Linked DNA regions of Homo sapiens: region 1 is linked to region 2. Evidence: read pairs that join two places in POLR2A ChIA-PET (ENCODE). Cell type or tissue: GM12878. All regions are shown on one strand. Links, peaks and the distances in the headings refer to the core of each region. The heading gives the core; the rest is flanking DNA.

Evidence for each region. Peaks named below come from ENCODE experiments on the same cell type or tissue, not always from the same donor. Only the 100,000 strongest peaks of a DNase experiment are listed, where the experiment ranks them.
Region 1: POLR2A ChIA-PET joins it to region 2 with 8 read pairs; 2 of 35 experiments call an interaction of 5 or more read pairs at or near these places.

Annotation. Positions count from the first base shown.
Region 1 is chr19:49,406,165-49,413,522 of GRCh38, reverse strand. KASH5 (KASH domain containing 5) reads right to left here. Exons shown (of 20, transcript NM_144688.5): 10 at 6,560-6,637; 11 at 6,227-6,283; 12 at 5,852-5,911; 13 at 4,492-4,556; 14 at 4,240-4,327; 15 at 3,648-3,770; 16 at 497-555. LOC124904740 (a long non-coding RNA gene) reads left to right here. Exons shown (of 2, transcript XR_007067289.1): 2 at 419-571. Among named protein-coding and RNA genes, the nearest start is that of PTH2, 14 kb to the left of the region's middle. RefSeq lists an enhancer at 4,502-4,551. In GM12878, for the core only: no CTCF peak of the experiment used is centred there; a DNase peak (open chromatin) is centred at 3,782; H3K27ac peaks cover 1,398 bases.
Region 2 is chr19:49,584,424-49,589,423 of GRCh38, reverse strand. It overlaps PRRG2 (proline rich and Gla domain 2), which reads right to left. Exons shown (of 7, transcript NM_000951.3): 5 at 792-927. Among named protein-coding and RNA genes, the nearest start is that of PRR12, 4.3 kb to the left of the region's middle. RefSeq lists enhancers at 638-697, 4,191-4,816. In GM12878, for the core only: no CTCF peak of the experiment used is centred there; no DNase peak of the experiment used is centred there.

The sequences.
Region 1 (7,358 bases), core at 1,606-6,605, 180 kb after region 2:
GGGGAGGGGGAGAGGGAAGCAACACAGGAAACCAGAGGCCCGAAGGCCAGGGCCCCGGAGGAGGGTGGGCCCAGTCATCTAGTGCGTTCTCCATCCTCAGAGGCCTGGACACAGCCTCCTAACAATCACATCCCAATCACAGGGCTGGGACTTCACGGCATACAACCAAATGCTTACACCAGCCTGACTGCAAAGTACCTGAGCTGGAATCTGAATCCACGCTGATTCCAGAGGCCCCCCCTCACCCCATTCAGGCATGGCAGCCTCGCTGGGAGCCCTCCCCCAAGGCAGGGTCAGGAACCAGATCTCCTCCTAGACCTGAGGGCAGGGCCAGGCCTCATCTCCTGGCCTACAGGCCCAGGTTCTGCTCCCGGAAGACATGAAGAAGGAGTGAATGAATGAATGCCGATCCCCTCAGGGCACATCCAGTCCTCCTACTGTAAACAGCTGTGAATAAGGTGTCACCCTGAGGCAGACGGATGGCTCAGCTCCTTACCACATGGATGGCTCCTTCCTTCCTTCTTCAGGGTGCGCTGGCTCTCCCTGGAAGTTTCTCTGTGGAAACAAAAAGGTTAGTTCTTCTCTGATTCTTCTCACTCAAAGCTCCAACCCTAACAGTGCCCACTGTCTCCCCCGCCGGTCCCAGACCCCATATACAAAAGGTCTTCCAGGCTGCAACCTACACATGAATTCACCACCTTCTACAACCTGCCCTCCTCTCGTGCTGCCCTACATGAGGATGGCCCTATTAGCCCCCTAAGGGCAGAAGCCAAAAACCAAAGGGTTGTTCTCGATGCCACCAAGCCCCCTTCCCTGACAGGACCCAGGAGTCCCGGTTGCCTAAACTTCCTGGATGTTCCACAGATCTCGTACACTTATCTGGGTCCCAGAGGAGATCAGCATTTCCCTGTCCAACCGCCTTCTCATCCCAGGTTCCCAGACTTGGGCTGGATCTATCTGCTCTCCCTCAGGACCCAAGTACCTCTCGGTTTCTCCAGAGACATATTGGCATTGCCCTTGACCTCAGCAACCAACTTGCCATTGTTTTCTAAACGCAATCCTCGAGCTCCAGGATGGTGCACCCAACTCTTCCAGGCAGCCCCCAGACATCCCTCAAGATTTCACCTCACAAGGTCACAAGTTCCAAGTCTTGCCTCCTTTCCTCCCTCCCCATCACCCACATCCCGTCTGACCCCTGCTCTGTCCCTCCACCCCAATTATGTCTGTCTGTCCCTTTTCCTCCATCCCTAGGGCCCTGGCCTGGCTCAGGCTTCATCACCATTGCTCCAGCCTCCTCCCTGCCTCCAGTAGGTCCCTCACATGGTTCCAGAGGGATCTTTTTAAGCCCGGAGCTGACCCCACCCTTCTTGTGGCTTTATGAAGAAAAGTACAATCTGTTAGCTTGTCAGAGATTTCCTTTCATGATCTGGCCCTGGCCTCATCTCTCACTAGTCACCCCTAGTTACCCTCTACTCCTCAAGCATATCGTGATTTTATGCCAAGGCCTTGCACAGGCTGTGCTAGTGCCTCAAAGGCTGGCTTCCTTCTTTCCTTCCTTCCTTCCTTCCTTCCTTCCTTCCTTCCTTCCTTCCTTCCTTCCTTCCCTCCTTCCCTCCCTCCCTCCTTCCATCCTTCCTTCCTTCCTTCCTTCCACTCAAGTATCAGTTTTCCTTCAATATCTTCCCCAATCTCTGACCTGACACAGATACCCCTTCTCTGGGCTCCCACAGGCCCATCCCCCACCTCTAGCACAATGATCATTCTGCACTGGGGCAACCCATTTGCAGGGTCTCTCCTATCAGGCCTTGAGCACTGAGAGGCCCGGCCCCAAGGGACTCAGCTCTGTATCCCTGGGCCCATCGCAGGTTGCACTCTGAGGCCTGGCTCAGTCTTCCCCTTGACAAGCCTGTCTCTCAGGGGCATCTGACAGCTCAAAGCAGAAGCCCAATCTAACCTACACTTCTGAGGGATGAGGCTCTGTCCCCAACAAGCTGTGTGACCATTGGCATGTGATTTCTCCCTGAGCCTCAGTTTCCCATGAGTAACAAGATGAGGATGCCTGCCTTACAGAGATACTGGGAGAGTTAAATGAGAACCCAAACAAGCTCTGGTGTCAAAGAGAAACAAAAGCTTTTCTCAAACCAGGGAAAAAGTGATCAGAGAAATGAGTCTCTCCTTAAGGATGGCAAAGAGCTTTGAAGTGGTGCAGTTCTCAAGACAATACAGCTTGTTTATAGAGCTGTTTACAACATTTTCTTTAAAAGAAAAAAAAAAAATAGAGAGAGAGCCCAGAGCAGTGGCTCATGCCTGTAATCCCAGCACTCTAGGAGACTGAGGTAGGCGGATCACTTGACCCCAGGAGTTCAGCCAGACTGGGCAACACAGGGAGACCTCATTTCTACAAAAAATAGAAAATTTAGCTACACATGGTGGCACATGCCTGTGGTTGCAGCTACTTGGGAGGCTGAGATGGGAGGATCACCTGAGTCCAGGGAGATTGAGGCTGCAGTGAGCTGTGATAATGCCACTGCACCCCAGCCGGGGCAACAGAGAAGCGAGTGAGACCGTCTCAAAATAAATTAATTAATTAAAAAAAAAAAAGCCAGGTGCAGTGGCTCATGCTTGTAATCCCAGCACTTTGGGAGGCTGAGGTAGGAGGACAGTTTGAGCCCAGGAGTTTGAGACCAGTCTGGACAACACAGTGAGATCTCAACTCTATAAAAAAATTTTAAAAAGGCTGGGCATGGTGGCTCATGCCTGTAATCCCAGCACTTTCGGAGGCCGAGGCGGGCAGATCACCTAAGATCAGGAGTTCAAGACCAGCCTGGCCAACATGGCGAAACCCCGTCTCTACTAAAAAAAATACAAAAATTAGCCAGGTGTGGCAGCAGGTTCCTGTAATCCCAGCTGCTTGGGAGGCTGAGGCAGGGAGAACTGCTTGAACCTGGGAGGTGGAGGTTGCAGTGAGCTGAGATCGTGCCACTGCACTCCAGCCTGGGTGACAGAGTGAGACTCCATCTCAAAAAAAAAAAAAAAGCCAGTCATGGTGGTGTGTTCCTGTAATCCCAGCTACTTGGGAGGCTGAGGTGGGAGGATTGCTTATCCAGGAGATTGAGGCTGCAGTGAGTCAAGTTCACTCCAGCCTTGGCAACAGAATAAGACAAGATCCTGTCTCTAAAAACAAAAAACAAAAAAAACCCCAATGGTTATTGCTGAGTTAAAGATGTCATAGTGAGCTTGCTGGCTTTTCTTAAAGGTGCTAACATTTGAAACATAAATGCTTAATATATCCTTAAAATGCTGGAATAAACAACTTACTTATTCCCTTCCTACAGTAGTACGATTTTAAATAATGTAATTCCCAAGAGTGTTTTCTAAAAAACAAACCAACAATAAAAGCCACAGTGCAACTTGTGTGTTTGCTTGGTTCACCTTTGTCTACAACGCTGGCAGGTCAGTCCCTGGGGTAGGGGTGGTGTCTGGTCTGGCTTGTGGCTGGGTGTCCAGCACACACTGGGCCCTCAATTAACATTTTCTCATCAAATGGGGAACAAGCAAAAGTGTGAGTGAATGGGCTGGCCAGGGCGGCACCTGGAGCTCCTGGCCCCTTTCCAGCTCCTGGACTTCAGAGCTTTTCCTGTGCTCACCTGTCCCCCAGCTGGGGCTTCAGATGGAAACTCAGTTTCCTCACTGGTCTCATGGATGACTTCCTCCCACTGCCACACCCCACACAGAGGGTTGGAGAGATCAGCAGTTGCCACTTCCTGTTTCTGGGACAGAAGTTGTTTCCGAGGTCAGGGAGAGCCATATTAAGGTAGAAAACAAGGTCAGAGATAGAAATAGGTTTAGGTGTGCGGCTGAAAATAGGATGAGAGATAGAAAAGGGCTGGTGTGGGGCTGGGGTTGGGGAGTGGGCAGAAGCAGGAACAGGGGAGGATTTGGTGCCAGGACCAAGGTCTAGGTTCGAGATGAAGTTAAGGAGTGAGATGGTCATGGAGGGAGACGAGATAGGGGTGAGTCAAAGCTGGATCAGACTGGGGTCTGGCACAGGCCTGGGTCTGGCAGTGGGTTTGGGGTTAGGATCCGAGGTAGAGAGAGTTAGAGAAAAGCTAAGGTTGCGATAGGAGCCTCTGGCAGCAATGTGGGTTAGGGCTAGGCTGGTGTGAGGATCAGAGTAGGGAGATGTTTGGAGATTCTGCCTTGGTGGCCTGCAGCTTATTCCAGGGGTGTTAGGCCCACCTGTCGAATGGCCTCGATCTCCAAGCCCAGCGATGGGGGTAGCAGCTCGGTCCAGCCCACTCTTCTCAGCTGGGCCCCTTCAGGTAGCCTGGCCACACAGGAAGGAGGGAGGAAGATGGCCTCTGTGCCTGGTGGCCACTCAGTCAGCTCATGCTGGCCTCCCTTCCCTGCCCACCTTGGGGCTGGAGGCCAGGGTGTCCCTGCCCTTAGGCTCCCCTCCTGCCTCCTCCTACCCCTTGAAATTCCACTCACTCATCGGGCCCCTCATAGGTCTGACTCAGCTGCTCCTCCAGGCGTGAAATCTCCAGCCTCAGTTCCTGCAAAGGAGGAAGTGGGGAGCACATTTGGCTCTGCATTTTTCCCACCCTCCCATCCACCTCTGGGCTCCTCTTCCAGGGTTCTTTCCCCTTTCCTGACTACTTTGGGCTCCCCAGACACATACTGCCTAGGGACAAGGGGAAGAAAGCCATGACAGAATGTTAGGAAGCCAAAGAGAGAGAGCAACAGGAATCCAGAAGCTAAAGCACAGGCCAAGAGGCCAGGCGCAGTGGCTCATGCCTGTAATCCCAGCACTTCAGGAGGCCCAGGCGGGCAGATCACAAGGTCAGGAGATCGAGACCATCCTGGCTGACAGGGTGAAACCATGTCTCTACTAAAAATACAAAAAATTAGCCGGGCATGGTGGCACACGCTTGTAGTCCCAGCTACTTGGGAGGCTGAGGCAGGAGAATCGCTTGAACCCAGGAGGTGGAGGTTGCAGTGAGCCGAGATTGCACCACTGCACTCCAGCCTGGGTGACACAGCCAGACTCCATCTCAAAAAAGAAAGAAAAAAAAAAAGCACAGCCAAGACAATTAAAAGAAGGAAGGCAGAGGCAGAGATGCATGAAAAAATGAGACATAGATGGAAACAGACTCACAGACAGGCAAGAGAAACATGAGGGCTAAGAGACTGGTAAAGACCAGAGCCAAACAGAGAAGACTTGCCTAGGGAGACAGACAGCCTAGACCTAGAGGCAGAGACAGGAACCCACACGAGCCTCGCAGAGACACATAAAGATAAGGAGGGGAGGCTGGGTGTGGTGGCTCACGTCTGTAATCCCAGCACTTTGGGAGGCCAAGAGGGGTGGATTACGAGGTCAAGAGATCAAGACCATCCTGGCCAACATGGTGAAACCCCGTCTCTACTAAAAACACAAAAATTAGCTGGGCATGCTGGCATGCACCTGTAGTCCCAGCTATTTGGGAAGCTGAGGCAGGACAATCGCTTGAACCTGGGAGGCAGAGGTTGCAGTGAGCCGAGATTGTGCCACTGCACTCCAGCCTAGCGACAGAGCAAGACTCCGTCTCAAAAAAAAAATAAGATAAGGAGAGGAGGTGTGTGAGAAGACACCCACAGAGAATGAAAGTGAATGGAAGGAACAGAGAAAAAGTGAAAAGGCAGATACAGAAACAGAGGGGGAGACATGCAGTCATACAGTCATACATCAAGGATGGAAGAAGCAAGATGTGGCCACTGACAAAGAGGCACGAGGAGGAGAGGCAGCAAGTCCCAGAGATGGCAAAAGAGAAGTGGCGAGGGCCGCGGTGGGTGGCGAGGGCCGCTGAGTTACCTGCGTCGTCACTCTGTATTCTTCCAGGGTCTGGGCCAGGCTCTCCACATCGCGAGTGCGCTAGGAAAGCCGAAAGCCAAATGAGACTGGGACCAGTTCCCCAAAGACACTGGGGGTGGTGGTGGCGGGGGGACTGGCTGGGGGGTTAAGGGACAGGGTGAGCTTGAGGGAAGAGCTGGGGCACAAGGGAGAGCACCGGGCAGAAGGGCTTCTAGATCCCTGAGGGGTCACACTTGGGACCTGGGGAAACCCTCCAGTCTCTCCAGCTGCACATCCAAGGATCAGACCCAAGTAGGACTTCCCTTTCTAGACCAGGGGCAGGAAGTGGCTGGTGCACATGGAAAGCGAATCTCTTTCCCTCCCGGGGCCCCTTACCTCAGAGAGGATGGTGTCTCTTTGGCAAATGAGGTGTTCACACTCAAAGAGCTGCCGCTGCCAAGAAAGGAGCCGGTCCATCCATCCAGCCTCCCAGGACTCCCCTTGGTCCTGCCCTCCACCTGGCCCCACCTGTTCTCTCGCACCCCCACGTATTCAGCCTCCTGAGATGTTCCAGGACTTCAGGGATTTTAGGGATGCCTGGGTGGTCCTGGGAGCCTGACAGCTTGATGGAAGACCCTGCCCTTATCAGGCTGCAGTCACTAAAACCGGAAATGGGAAAAATGGCCCCGGGGTGGTGGAAAGTTGTCAGGCACTAGGAAGGAGTGGCACCTTCAAAGTGTCCTTCTCCATGGCCAGCTCCTGACTTCTCTTTTTCACTCCATCCCGCTCGGCAAGCAGCTTCCCGTTCTAGAAGAAGGAATGGCTGGTCACGTTCATTCCAGCAAGTGGTAATGTCAAAATTAACAGCAGATATTTGCTAAACACTTGATTGATATACATCAGGCCTCATGCTAAGCACTTCATATGTTTTAACCCATTTAATTCCTCCAACCATTCCAGTGGGACCACAGCTTTAATTTCTTTGAGTGTGGCTCCCCCATCTATAAAAATGGAGCTAGGCCACGCGCAGTGGCTCACGCCTGTAATCCCAGCACTTTGGGAGGCTGAGGCGGGCGGATCACAAGGTCAGGAGTTCAAGACCAGCCTGGCCAACATGGTGAAACCCCGTCTCTACTAAAAATAAAAAAATTAGCTGGGCATGGTAGTGCGTGCCTGTAATCCCAGCTACTCAGGAGGCTGAGGCAGGAGAAATACTTGAACTGGGAAGACGGAGGTTGCAGTGAGCCAAGATCGCCCCACTGCACTCCAGCCTGGGCGACAGAGCGAGACTGTCTCAGGAAAAAACAACAACAAAAAAACGGAGCTTAACTAGGACCTACTTTATGGGATTGCTGTAAAGATTAGATAGGTTAATAATCGCTAACACTTACTGAGCATTTTGCATGTGTTGACTCATTTCTTATCCCCAATTTTAAAATCAAAAGAACAATATAAGCAGCCTGTTATCCACATTATCTATCACCCAGCTTCAATAATTATATGCATTTTCTCGGTTTTGTTTAAACTG
Region 2 (5,000 bases), core at 1-5,000:
CCAGGCGTGGTGGCTCACACCTGTAATCCCAGCACTTTGGGAGGCCAAGGCGGGCAGATCACCTGAGGTCAGGAGTTCGAAACCAGCCTGACCAACATAGAGAAACCCATCTCTACTAAAAATACAAAATTAGCTGGGCGTAGTGGAGTGCGCCTATAATCCCAGCTACACTGGAGGCTGAGGCAGGAGAATCACTTGAACCCGGGAGGCAGAGGTTGCAGTGAGCCAAGATCATGCCATTGCACTCCAGCCTGGGCAATGAGAGTGAAACTCCATCTCAAAAAAAAAAAAAAAAAAAAAGACAGCCCTGTAGAGAGGCAGGCCAACACACACCAAACAGACAGAACTCAGCCCATCCATATAGACAGGAACACAACACAGACGCACTCCTCACCAATTTCCCACACCCACTCAGGTGCTGCACCTGTTACCACTGAAACTGACATACCACAGACACCAAGACACCACAGGCTGCACCGTCGCAGCCTCACCAGATACAATATCCAGAGTCGTAATTCCACGGATACTGGTAATCTCAGTACCGCAAAGACAGGCTGGCAGCAAAAGTGGTCAGAGCTCCTACTGCGGGCCAGGTACTGAGGATCCAGACAGAGCGACAGTCGCCAAAACCAGACACAAGCCAGCTCACAGACTCACTCTCCAAATGACTGTGTCCTTAGGTCTTTCATCAGTGCCTGCCTGCCCCCAATCCTTAGCACATCCCTTTAGGTCAATGCTTCCTCCCTCCCCTGCTCTCCACCACCACCCCCTCCTCGCTGAAGCCCCCTTACTCTTGGGGACAGGGCTGCTGGCCTCGGTGCTGTCGCCAGCGCAGATACCAAAAGGCTCCCAGGCCGGCCAGGACAATGAGCAGGATGCCACCTGTCAGCCCCACAGCCAGGCTGGCCACATCCACTCGTCCACGCCCTGCAGGAAAGTAGGGAAGGGGAGACACTGTCTCGGGGACTGCCACCCACCCCAACATCAAAATTCCTTCCCACTGAGGGAAGAGAATGGACCCGGAAGCAGGCAGAGCTGGGGTCCCTTCCTAGCCCTGTGACCTCAGGAAATTCACCTCATTCCTTTCTCTGACCCTCCACTGCCAGTTCTGTAAAATGGGAACCATAACCCCTACCCCACTGTAAAAACCTAATGAGATTAGGCTGGATGTAGTGGCTCATGCCTGTAATCCCAGCACTTGGGAGGCCTAGGCAGGTGGATCGTTTGAGGTCAGGAGCTCAAGACCAGCCTGGCCAACATGGTGAAACCCTGTCTCTACTAAAAATACAAAAAAATTAGCCAGGCATGGTGGTATATGCCTGTAATCCCAGTTATCTGGGAGGCTGACACAGGAGAATCGCTTGAACTCAGGAGGTGGATGTTTTAGTGAGCCGAGATTGAGCCATTGCTCTCCAGCCAGGGCAACAAGAGTGAGACTTCATCTCAAAATAAAAAAAAACAAAACAAACAAACAAACAAAAACCAAAAAAACAAAACTATGTCCTGGCCAGGTGTGGTAGCTCATGCCTATAATCCCAGAACATTGGGAGGCTGAGGCAGGCAGATCACTTGAGGTCAGGAGTTTGAGACCAGCCCGGCCAATGTGGTGAAACCCCATCTCTACAAAAATTACAAAATTAGCCAGGCGCGGTGGCTCACGCCTGTAATCCCAGCACTTTGGGAGGCCGAGGTGGGTGGGTCACCTGAGGTCAGGAGTTCGAGACCAGCCTGGCCAACATGGAGAAACCCTGTCTCTACTAAAAATACAAAATTATCCAGGCACGGTGGCGCATGCCTATAATTCCAGCTACTTGGGAGGCTGAGGCAGGCGAATGACTTGAACCCAGGAGGCAGATGTTTTAGTGAGCCGAGATTGCGCTATTGCACTCCAGCCTGGGCAACAAGAGTGAAACTCTGTCTCAAAAAAAAAAAAAAAAAAAAAAATTAACCAGGCTTGGTGGTTCTTGCCTGTAGTCCCAGCTACTCGGAAGGATGAGGCAGGAGGATCGCTTGAGCCGGGGAGATTGTGCCACTCACTGCCCTCCAGGCTGGATGACAGAGAGAGACTCTGTCGCCCTCAAAAAAAAAAAAAAAAAAAAGGATGTCACATGTACTACTTGGAATACGCTTTTAAAATTATTCATTGTAGCTAGGCACAGTGGCTCACAGCTGTAATTTCAGAACTTTGGGAGGCTAAGGCAGGAAGATCACTTGAGCCCAGCCTGGGCAACATAGGGAGGCTCTACCAAAAAAAAAAAGAAAATTTTTTTTTTTTTGAGACAGGGTCTGACTCTGTATGGAGTGCAGTGGCACAATCGCGGCTTACTGCCACTTGGTCTCCAGGGTTCAGGCGATCCTCCCACCTCTGCCTCCTGAGTAGCTGGGACCACAGGTGTGTGCCACCATGCCTGGCTAATTTTTGTGTTTTTGTAATTTTTTGTATTTTTTGCCCAGGTTGGCCTCAAACTCCTAGGCTCAAGCAATCCACCAATCTCTACCTCCCAAAGTTCTGGGATTACAGGCATGAGCCATCACTGAGCCTGGGGAAAAAATGTTGGTTTTTTGTTTTGTTTTGAGACGGAGTCTTGCTCTGTCACCAGGCTGGCGTGCAGTGGCGCAATCTCGGCTCACCGCAACCTCCGCCTCCCAGGTTCAAGCAATTCTCCTGCCTCAGCCTCCCAAGTAGCTGGGACTACAGGTGTGCACCACCACATCCAGCTAATTTTTATATTTTTAGTAGAGACGGGGTTTCACTATGTTGGCCAGGATGATCTCGATCTCTTGACCTCGTGATCCACCCGCCTTGGCCTCCCAAAGTGCTGGGATTACAGGCGTGAGCCACCTCACCCAGCTGGAAAAAAATGTTTTTAATAGCTGGGTGTGGTGCTACAGGTACCTGTAGTCCCAGCTACTTGGGAGGCTGAGGAAGAAGAGTCACTTGACCCAAGGAGGTCAAGGCTACAGTGAGCCAGGATCACTCCACTATACTCCAGCCTGGGTGACTGGACCCTGTCTCTAAAAAAAAAAAAAAAAAAATGGCCGGGCTTGGTGGCTCACACTTGTAATTCCAGCACTTTGGAGGCCAAGGCAGGAGGATCACTGGAGCCTAGGAGGTCGAGAGCAGCGTAGACAACACAGCACAGTGAGACCCCCATCTCTACAAAAAAAATTTTAAGTATCTGGGCGTGGTGGTGCATGCCTGTAATCCCAGCTACTCAGGAGGCTTAGGTGGGAGGATCACTTGAGCCTAGGAGGTCGAGGCTGCAGTGAGTCGTCATCGTGCCACTGCACTCCAGCTTGGGTGACAAAATGACCCCATTTCCTTGTTTTTTTTTTTTTTTTTTTTTTTTTGGAGACACTCTGTTGCCCAGGCTGGAGAGCAGTGGTGTGATCTTGGCTCACTGCAACCTCCAGCTCCTGGGTTCAAACGATTCTCCTGCCTCAGCCTCCCCAATAGCTGGGATTACAGCCACGTGCCACCATGCCCAGCTAATTTCTGTATCTTTAGTAGAGATGGGGTTTCACCATGTTGACCAGACTGGTCTCAAACTCCTGAACTCAGGTGATCTGCTTGCCTCGGCCTCCCAAAGTGCTTGGATTACAGGTGTGAGCCACCGCGCCCAGCCATTTGTTTGTTTTTGAGACATCTCCCAGGCTGGAGTGCAATGGTGCGATCTCTGCTCACTGCAAACTCTGCCTCCCAGCTGCAGCGATTCTTGTGCCTCAGCCGCCTGAGTAGCTGGAATTATAGGCACACATCACCACACCTGGCTAATTTTTGTATTTTTAGTAGAGATGGGTTTCACCATGTTGGCCAGGCTGATCTCGAACTCCTGAACCTCAGGTGATCCGCCTGCCTTGGCCTCCCAAAGTGCTGAGATTACAGGCATGAGCCACCACATCTGACCACAGTAAACCCCCAGACTTTTGAGCCCCTTTAGCAAAAGGCGCAAGTGCAGCTTCAGAAGGCAGGTCCTCCTGAATTGGGCACCTTCAGGTAGATTCGAGGAGCCACTACGCCTCGCTAGGCCTGTCAGGAAAGAGTTACCTCCCCTAGCAACCAGGCTCCAATGTGAGACTCCAGCCCAGACCTAGGCCTGTTGCTAAGGTGCAGCTACCCCTAGCAACCGGGCCACAAGGGGGTGGGGCATCGGAGGCCCGGAGGGTGGTCCTCCAGTGGGCAGAAGGCCTTGGGTCCTGGAGCCTGGCTAGGTGTGGTTGCTAGGGAGAAGGCCTCCTTAGCAACCAGGCAGCTGCTGGGATGGGGCTGTGGGGGAGGGGAAATCAGCCAGGTACTGCTTCAGGCTTCTTCGTCTGGTCTGGCCTGGCCAGGCCCCGTTGCTAAGGAGCAGCCCCCCTTAGCAACAAGGCTGGCAACAAGATGGGAACAAGATGGCAACCCCTCAGAGAAGGGGTTCTTGGGGGCAAAATGGGCAGGTGAGGATGGGCAGGCTTCCTCCCTTGGTCGTGTTGCTAGAGGGCTGTGTCCCCAGCAATCAAGCTGCCGGAGGGGCTGGTCTTTCCACTTACTCTGGACACCAGGGAAGGGTTCAGGTGGGCCTGCCCCTCTGAGCCTAAGGCCTGACGGGCCCCACAGCTCTAACCTTTCCCTCCACTGACACTTTTCCCTTCCTAGGGACACAGGACTTGCGTCCAATAAGATGTGGTGGGGGGCCTGGCACCTATAATCTCAGCAGTCTGGGACACTGAAGCAGAAGGATTGCTTGAGGCCAGGCATTCAAGACCAGCCTGGGCCACATAGTGAGACCCCGTCTGTACAAAAACTACAAAAATTACCATGGTAATGTGTGCCTGGAGTCCCAATTACTCAGGAGGCTGAGGTGGGAAGATCGCTTGAGCCCGGGAGGTTGAGGCTGCAGTGAGCCAAGATTGTACCACAGCACTCCAGCCTGGGTGACACAGCGAGACCCTGTCTCAAAAATAAATAATTAAAGGCCTGGCGCGGTGGCTCACGCCTGTAATCCCAGCACTTTGGGAGG